Linked DNA regions of Mus musculus: region 1 is linked to region 2. The links are chromatin loops, found by intact Hi-C in ENCODE. Cell type or tissue: heart. All regions are shown on one strand.

Region 1 (4,000 bases), 100 kb after region 2:
CTTTAGCTGTTATGATTGGCTGATACCAGGCACACCTCTCAAAACCTTTTGCAAACCCACCTGGGCTATATCACCTGAGATCCACAGTCAGATCTCATCCTGGCTTTGAGTCAAACTCTTTATACACCCTGCAGGCTATGCTCCAAACGCTGCCTGCAACCTGACTTTGCAGGTCACCAGGCAGGCTTGCTTCCCTTACACACAGGCCCCCAAGGCCCTCAGTCTTCAGCTTTCTCTTGGTTTGTCTGAGTCTTGCCCCATAGATGTAATTCCACACAGATCAAAGGAACAGTACTGAGTATGTTCAATAGTGCTTTACGGTCGGTCCTCTTGCCCTCGTTACTCCAGGAGTGCCCAACTAGCCAGGAGTAATAGATTAGTCCACAGAACTGAGTCTCAGTGAACAAGTCAACACTTAAGTTTCCCTCTAGGGTTGTGAGAGACTAGTAAATGCTCAGGGATCAGATTAATGAAGATGAAAAATAGTAAGACCTCATAGGTAAAAATAAACAGCCCTCTAATGCCTAATTTAAAGCAGGACCTGCTCTAGAATATCACTAAATAAGCCACACCTTGGCCCACCCAGACGTTCTCAGGCTCCTTCACTGTGTAAATTCTCTTCCCCTGGTTCAAACCATAAATCCCTACATTCGCCTCTCAATTGAGAATATGCAGCTTATCAGAAAAACCGAACTTACCAATTCACTGAATTTATCTTATATGATGTTTCAGGGTTATTATTCTTGCAAGGAAACACCATGACCAAAAAGCAAGTTGGGGAAGAAAGGGTTTGGGTTTTTTTTTTTTTTTTCAGCTTACACTTCTGAAGTGCAGTCCCTCATCAATGGAAGTCAGGACAAAAACTCACACAGGGCAGGAACCTGGAGGCGGGAGCTGATGCAGAGGCCATGGAGGGGTGCTGCTGACTGGTTTGTTCAGCCTGCTTTCTTATAGAACACAGGTGCACCAGCCAAGGGACAACCCCACTCACAATGGGCTGGGCCCTCCCCTATCAATCACTAATTAAGAAAATGCCTTACAGCTGGATCTTATGGAGACATTTGCTCAATTAAGTTTCCCTCTTTTCAGAGGACTCTGGTTTGTGTGCCAAGTTGACAAAAGACCAGCCAGTACACATGACCAACATTCAGTACTGTACAGGCTTTCCAAAACCTCAAGGATTCTACATTGCAAGCGCATCCCTGACCCAGTTCTGCTTCCAGAGCAGACTGCAAGGATTGAAAGCCCACAACAGCACCCAGCACCTCTCCCCCACTTAGAACTGTTCCTCCCACTTTGTCTTTGTTTCTAATTTTGCGTTTGTGGAGCTGCAGATACAGCTCATTTGGTAGAGTCCTTGCCTTCCAAGTTCTGTGACCCTGCGTTCAATCCCCAGCACCGGCCTTTTAAGTCAGCTTTACATTGTGAGCAGTTTCTGGAGAGAAGGCTGACCCACTTCAGGAGTGGCCCACCCCGACGCTCCAGTTCCCCTCGGAGATGGAATGGAAGACTTTTATTTTCAGTATTACAGTTCGAGGGGTTTAGGCATGCTACCCTTAAACTCCTGATCACACTTAAAATCAACTCCAGAGAGTCCACGCCCTCCGCAGCCTTCCAGGCGTCCATCTTCAGACTCCCTAGACAGGTTCGCCACTCCTAGGAATCAGTGGGGACGCCTCTGCCTCAGTTTCTCCGTCTCTGATAGACCCTTAACTGGGACAGTGCCTGTTCTCGACCCCATCCTTCTCCTCGCTGGGAGGCCCGCGTCCGTTACAGCGGCTCCGGCACGGGTCCCGCTCCCGCGCAGCCGCCCTCCAGCTCGGGCCTCAAGCCGCGGACTCGCCTGGCCTCGCGGCCCGGTCCCTCCGGGCCCTGAGGTGGCCGGAGCCCGCTGCCTCGGCGCCTCCCCGCCGACCGGTGTGCGCGGCCTTCCCCCGCTCCCGCAGCTCGCCAGGCCTCTCGCCCTCACCTCAGTCCCAGCCTCCAGCTGCAGCCACTCGCAGTCCATCCCCAGCCGCCGCAAGCACCAGCTCCGGCGGGCCGCGAGCTGCCCCGAGACCAAGGGGTCGGGCTCGCCCATGGCCCGACCGGCACTGGGGCAGCGTTCAGCAACCAGCCAACCTCTAGCCTGAGCTCCGGCCGCCTCCGAGGTTCCTCTCGCGCAACTTAATCTACACACAAGACAGAAGCAATCGCCCGGGGATCGACCGCGTTGAGAGCGCGGGCCCGCCCCAGGCCTGGGAAGGCGGGCAGTGCGCGTGCGCAGCGGGAGGCGGGCGGGAAGTGCGCAGGTGTGAGCCTGAAGAAGGACGAGCGTAACGTCTGCTGCGGACAAAATCCTAAACTAAAGCATAGATTTTAGGACTTGGAGGATGGCTCAACGAGTAAAGCTACTTGCTGGCAAGCGTGGAGACGATGCTCAGGCTTCACCTATATGGTGGCTGGGGAAAACTGACTTTTCAAATTGGCCTCTGACTTCCAAATGCGCACCCTAGCGGGTGGGTGTGGGTGTGCGCGCGCGCCTGTGTGCGCGCAGAGTAATAAACACTTAAAAGTTATAGATTAAAAATTATAGTAAACAACAGAAACACTCTCTTTCCTTGGGTTCGTGAGTATAATAATGACTTTCCCAATACCTTCTTTCCTCTCTGCGCTCTCCAAAGCCAGTACCCCAGATCCAGCAGCAATGAACCTGAACCTTTATTTGTATCCCACCCCTTTTTCCTTTGGCAGAGTGTGGTGGAGGATGAGGAGTTCAAGGGCATCTACCGCTATGCAGTGAGTTAGAGGCCAGCCTGGGATATGAGACCGTGTCTACAAAACAAACAAAAATTGCTTTATAACACGGTGATGACGGCCATAACCATTTTATTGAGAACTATAGCCTACTTTGGGTTGGGAGTAGGAGATTCTGAACATTGAACACACAGCCAAGGATGTACTCTGTAGCTAAATTATACCTCCACCCCATTATAACCCACTTTTGAGTGATTTAGAAAAGTCTGATCATTTTAAGGTTGATTCAGTCTATTCCTATTTAGCATCTATTTGTTTTTCATGACCTCATTTTGTTTCTGAATCTTTAAAAATTATACCAGGCAAATCTGTAGAGATGGATCGCATTACCTGGGGCTCATACAGGGTACAGAAGGAATGGAAATGGGCTTGAAGGGGCTAGGGAGATGAAACTCTCCCTTCTCTCTCCACGCTGAAGTTTGGGTGTTTAAGATATGTGTGTATGGGCTGGAGAGATGGCTCAGCGGTTAAGAGCACGGACTGCTCTTCTGAAGATCCTGAGTTCAAATCCCAGCAACCACATGGTGGCTCACAACCACCCGAAAGGAGATCATGAGATCTGGTGCCCTCTTCTGGTGTGTCTGAAAACAGCAACAGTGTACTTACATATAATAAATAAATCTTAAAAAAAATAAAAAAAAGATATATGTGTACATGTTTTGCCTGCATGTATGTCTCTGAGCCAAGTGCATGCCCAATGGCTGCAGAAACCAGAAGAGGTTGTTGGATCCCCTGGAACTGGAGTTTATTATTTTTATGGATTGTTTTGGTTCGGTTTATTTTTATGTATGTGTCTTGCCAACATGTATGTATGTACCACGCGTGTGCCTAGTGCCTGTGATGTCCAGAAGAGGATATCAGATCCCCTGGAGCTGAGGTAACAGATAGTGAGCCATCATGTGGGTGCTGGGCACCAAAGCCATGTCCTCTGGATGAGCAGCTCATCTTGATGTGCCATTTCTCGTACCTGATGTTGTTTTTTGTTGTTGTTGTTGTTTCGAGACAGAGTTTCTCTGTATAGCCCTGGCTGTCCTGGAACTCACTTTGTAGACCAGGCTGGCCTCGAACTCAGAAATCTGTCTGCCTCTGCCTCCCAAGTGCTGGGATTTAAAGGCATGCACCACCACTACTCGGCTGTTTTTTGTTTTGTTTTGTTTTTTTGATTTATTTATTATTATGTGTAAGAACACTGTTGCTGTCTTCA
Region 2 (4,000 bases):
GGGAAGAGATGAGACCCACATGAGGCACACCCAGAGTTCTGTGGCTTTTTCTTGGTGCCAGAGAAACACAGAAGGAGCCACTTCTAAAAGAACACAGTGCTTCTCCTTCTCGTCTTCTCACCTCCCCTGGGCCAGCGCCTGTGATAATTGGGAAGCAGAGTCTGTTTTTTCTGGGACGGAACCAATGCTGGAAGGGTTGTTGATTGACAGCTGATAGACAATGTTCTCGAGGAAGATTTTCTTGTGCCGGGTGTTAAGCTGAGAACTGCACTAAACAACTTCAGCAGCCTGCGTCCTGTTCAGGTAGAATTTACTACCTGTTCCCTCTGCAGGTCGCAGTCAGGCAGCCAAGTGAGATGGTATCTCAGGTCCCTTCCAGCCCCATCACTCAAGGGCTCTATCATGAAGAAAACACAGATCTGAAAAAAATTTTTTTTCTCCTCCAAACACTGAGGTGGGGTTATTATTCACATAGAGAAACGGACTCGGGAGTGGAGATAAGTGGGTAGAAACAAGGAGCTTCGATTCTGGTCTCATCATCTCTGACCTAGTAATTCCACGGGGGCAAATTTATCTTTAGAAAGAGACACGGAAGGACAGAGCTGTGTGTGCACACAGGCCTGCTCTGTTCCCGAAGCAGAGAGGCCCTGCGGTGTGAGATAATATCCAGTACAAGAATGGAACGTAGGTACCTGAGGGATCTATGGCAGCTTTTTGAACCACATCCCCACTCTTTCAGACAACATCTATCTACTTTTAGTTTTTTTGCCATACCACAATTTTTTAAAAATTAATTATTATTATTATTATTATTATTATTAAGGTTTCACTGTTGTCCAGGCTGATTTCAAAACTGTGGACTCTAAATGATGCACCACCTCACTATCCTAAATAATTGAGACTACTCATATGTCCACCATGCTCAGCTAACTTTTTTCTTTTAATAAAAAAAACAAAAACAAAAAAACCATAGCACTTCACAGATGCTAAAGGTACTGACTTGTAGCTAGAGAAAGTACCCAAGATGCTGAAGGGGTCTGCAACACTATAGGTGGAACAACAATATGTACTAACCAGTACCCCCCGGAGCTTGTGTCTCTAGCTGCATATGTAGCAGAAGATGGCCTAGTCGGCCATCATTGGGAAGAGAGGCCCCTTGGTCTTGCAAACTTTATATGCCCCAGTACAGGGGAATGCCAGGGCCAAGAAGTAGGAGTGGGTGGGTAGGGGAGCAGGGCGGGGGGAGGGTATAGGGAACTTGCAGGATAGCATTTGAAATGTAAATTTTAAAAATATCTAATTAAAAAAATGAAAAAGAAAAGGTACTGACTTGTAAAACTTTGGTGGCAGCTCTATGTCTATGTCCTGTGGTAGGGTTATAGTCAAAACATCTCCAAGTCCAAGGTCTAAACACTCTAAAATCCTAAGCATGAACAAGCCTCTAAAAGAAAGCCAGAAGCCCAGGTAAGACCTAGGAATCTCAGGCTAATATGGTGTGCTGCGAGCCTTCTTCATGCCTTCCGTGATGTCTGCAGGCTGTTCTCATTTCACCAGAAAACAAGCTAATGCGAAAGAACACAGGACAGAAAGGATTAACGGTGCAAGACCATATTAGATCCCAAAGGGCAGAGCAGTTCAAGTTGGGACTGAAGGGCCAGGGCTTGCAGGCTGAGCCTTGCAGGAGCAAGAACATTTGAACGAGGATAGCCTAAAAAACGGTGCAGGGATGCCCTGAGGGATGCAAGAAGGAAGATGTTTGAAAAGAAAGAAGGAAGTTAAGATAAAAGCTCTCAAGTACGTAAAGAGGTCTCCACTCACGGGTAGACCTGAAACTGCTTCCCTGCACATCTTATACCCGGAGGCCGCCCCTCACAAACATGGCCGCTGCAGGATGGACGCGCCCCTTAACAAGATGGCGACGCAGAAGTCCCGCCTCCTTCCTCTGCACCGACCAATGAAAAAGAAGCACGAGGTCCTGCGCGTGCGTAGTGCGACTTAATGGGCTGGTCCAGCGCGGAAAAGACAGCAAGCAATATGACTAAAAAGAAGCGGGAGAATCTTGGTGTCGCTCAGGAGGTGAGGGGGAGAAGTCGGGTTCGAGTCACGTGGTTAGTCACTGTGTTCCGACGCAGGGGCGTCGATCGGCCCGGCGGCTGCGACGTCGAGGGTCAGATGGAGGAAGCGAGGGCGACGTGGCTTTGGGAGAGGCTGTGAAGGGAGGTGAAGGGTCACGATGAGGAAGGCAGGGATGGAGCTGAGAACCATCAGCTCCATCCCTGGTCAGGGGAGTCCCAAAGAAGACAGGCCATAGTGGGTATTCTAAAAGGAGAGACTCGGAGACTAAGGGAGACTTTAGCAGAAAGAGACAGGTGGGAACCAAAGGTGTTCGGGACTTGTAGGTGAGGGACCACCATGGAGCTAATAAGACTCCAGGGTGAGTGCGAGGCTATTATTCAGTATACTGCTAGTGGCTTAAACGTCTCCAGAGAGGGGAAGTTTTTCCTGTGGGGTATCAGCCTTGTAGCTTGAGGATCTTTGGAAATCTGCAGAGATTCCTAGAATTGGTGTTTGGGAAGGCCTTTAAAATAGTTTGTCATGCATGGAAAAAAAGCCGTCTGATGCATGTTTCGTTTGCATGTTCAATGAATTGTTGCATGTCTGTTATGCTCGTATAGACGAGGGAACTGAGGGTCTACGTGGAACTCAGGACATAGGTGGCACATGGTTATAGTCCCAGGGCTCAGAGATCTAAGCCAGCCTGGGATACAGAGCAACACTGCAAGGAAACGAAAAGGCGGAAGCCAGCTTAAAGTGGTGAAGGTGATAGAGCAGGGAATAATGCTCAGGTGGGCTTCCTGGAAGTGGGGACTCGTTTCCTCTCCCTTACAACGAAGGCATGTTCAGCCTGGGCCCTTGGGCCACTGGTGTTCCAGTACATCTAGGAATGTGATACAGCATGCTTGTAGATGACAGCATCAGGCTTCAATGTCAAAATATTGGACGCCCTCGAGGCATCCTCCCAGAGGTTACTTATCTCCTCAGTGATCCCTTTTTTGTTTGTTTGTTTGTTTGTTTTTTTCAGACAGGATTTCTCTGTGTAGTCCTGGCTGTCCTGGAACTCACTCTGTAGACCAGGCTGGCCTCGAACTCAGAAATTCGCCTGCCTCTGCCTCCCAAGTGCTGGGATTAAAGGCGTGTGCCACCATGCCTGGCTGCATTTTTGTTCTCTTTAGTGGTGGTTTGCTACTTTGAGGGATCCGTAAGCACCGCGCTGACGTGCTGTCTAGTGCTCCAGGACTGTGATGGGGCTTAGAGCGACAATCGGTTTGTTACATAAACCATTTTTCAGGTGTGGAACAACTCAGTATTATGTGGTCCTTTGGGCAGTGAGTTCAACGCTAATGAGAACTGTACGTTTATTAAATAAGATCTCTTTAACAGAAGTACACACCAGAGAACATTGTATGAGTTGATGATAACGTTGACCAGAGCATTATGGAAGCCCAGCCCACTTCAGTATTTGTTAATGAATGTTATCTCAGTTTTAAAGAATATAAGTACTGGGGTTGGAGAGAAGGTTCAGTAGTTAAGAGCACGGGCTGTTCTTGCCTCTCCGGACACCAGATATGTATGTGGTGCACAAACATATAAGCAAAACATTCGTAAGAACTCGTATGGCTAGTTCTGGTGACATAATGCCTGTAACCCAGCACTTGGGAATCAGGGGAAGATCACAAAACCTTCATAGCTCAACCCTTGCTACATGTGATCCTGGCTCAAATACACAAACAAAAAGTATAGCAATCACATAATCAGTCTGTCTTAATATGAAGGTGGCCGTGGGCAGTGTGACTGTAGCAGCTCCGGTGAGACCTCATTTAAAGCTAATTGTGTGCTTAGGCGGCTGAGGTAGGAAGCTCGTGAGTTTAAGGTCAGCGTAGACAATAGTGAGAAAACCAAAACCCACTTCTTCGTAAGAAGAGGAGGTGGCATATATTCT

The links. Peaks named below come from ENCODE experiments on the same cell type or tissue, not always from the same donor. Only the 100,000 strongest peaks of a DNase experiment are listed, where the experiment ranks them.
Region 1: a loop joins it to region 2, with 2.2 times the contacts of the local background. A loop is called at or near these places in 1 of 42 quality-filtered maps.

Annotation. Positions count from the first base shown.
Region 1 is chr17:29,613,048-29,617,047 of GRCm38, reverse strand. Rnf8 (ring finger protein 8) reads right to left here and starts at 2,259. Exons shown (of 8, transcript NM_021419.2): 1 at 1,970-2,259. The coding sequence starts at 2,080. It overlaps Gm28043 (predicted gene, 28043), which reads right to left and starts at 2,259. Exons shown (of 28, transcript NR_132314.1): 1 at 1,970-2,259. In heart, CTCF peaks have their summits at 2,477 and 3,376 (motif pointing left); a DNase peak (open chromatin) is centred at 2,217; H3K4me3 peaks cover 2,128 bases; H3K27ac peaks cover 1,657 bases.
Region 2 is chr17:29,715,010-29,719,009 of GRCm38, reverse strand. Ccdc167 (coiled-coil domain containing 167) reads left to right here and starts at 1,993. Exons shown (of 4, transcript NM_026782.2): 1 at 1,993-2,076. The coding sequence starts at 2,035. In heart, no CTCF peak of the experiment used is centred here; a DNase peak (open chromatin) is centred at 1,949; H3K4me3 peaks cover 1,572 bases; H3K27ac peaks cover 1,742 bases.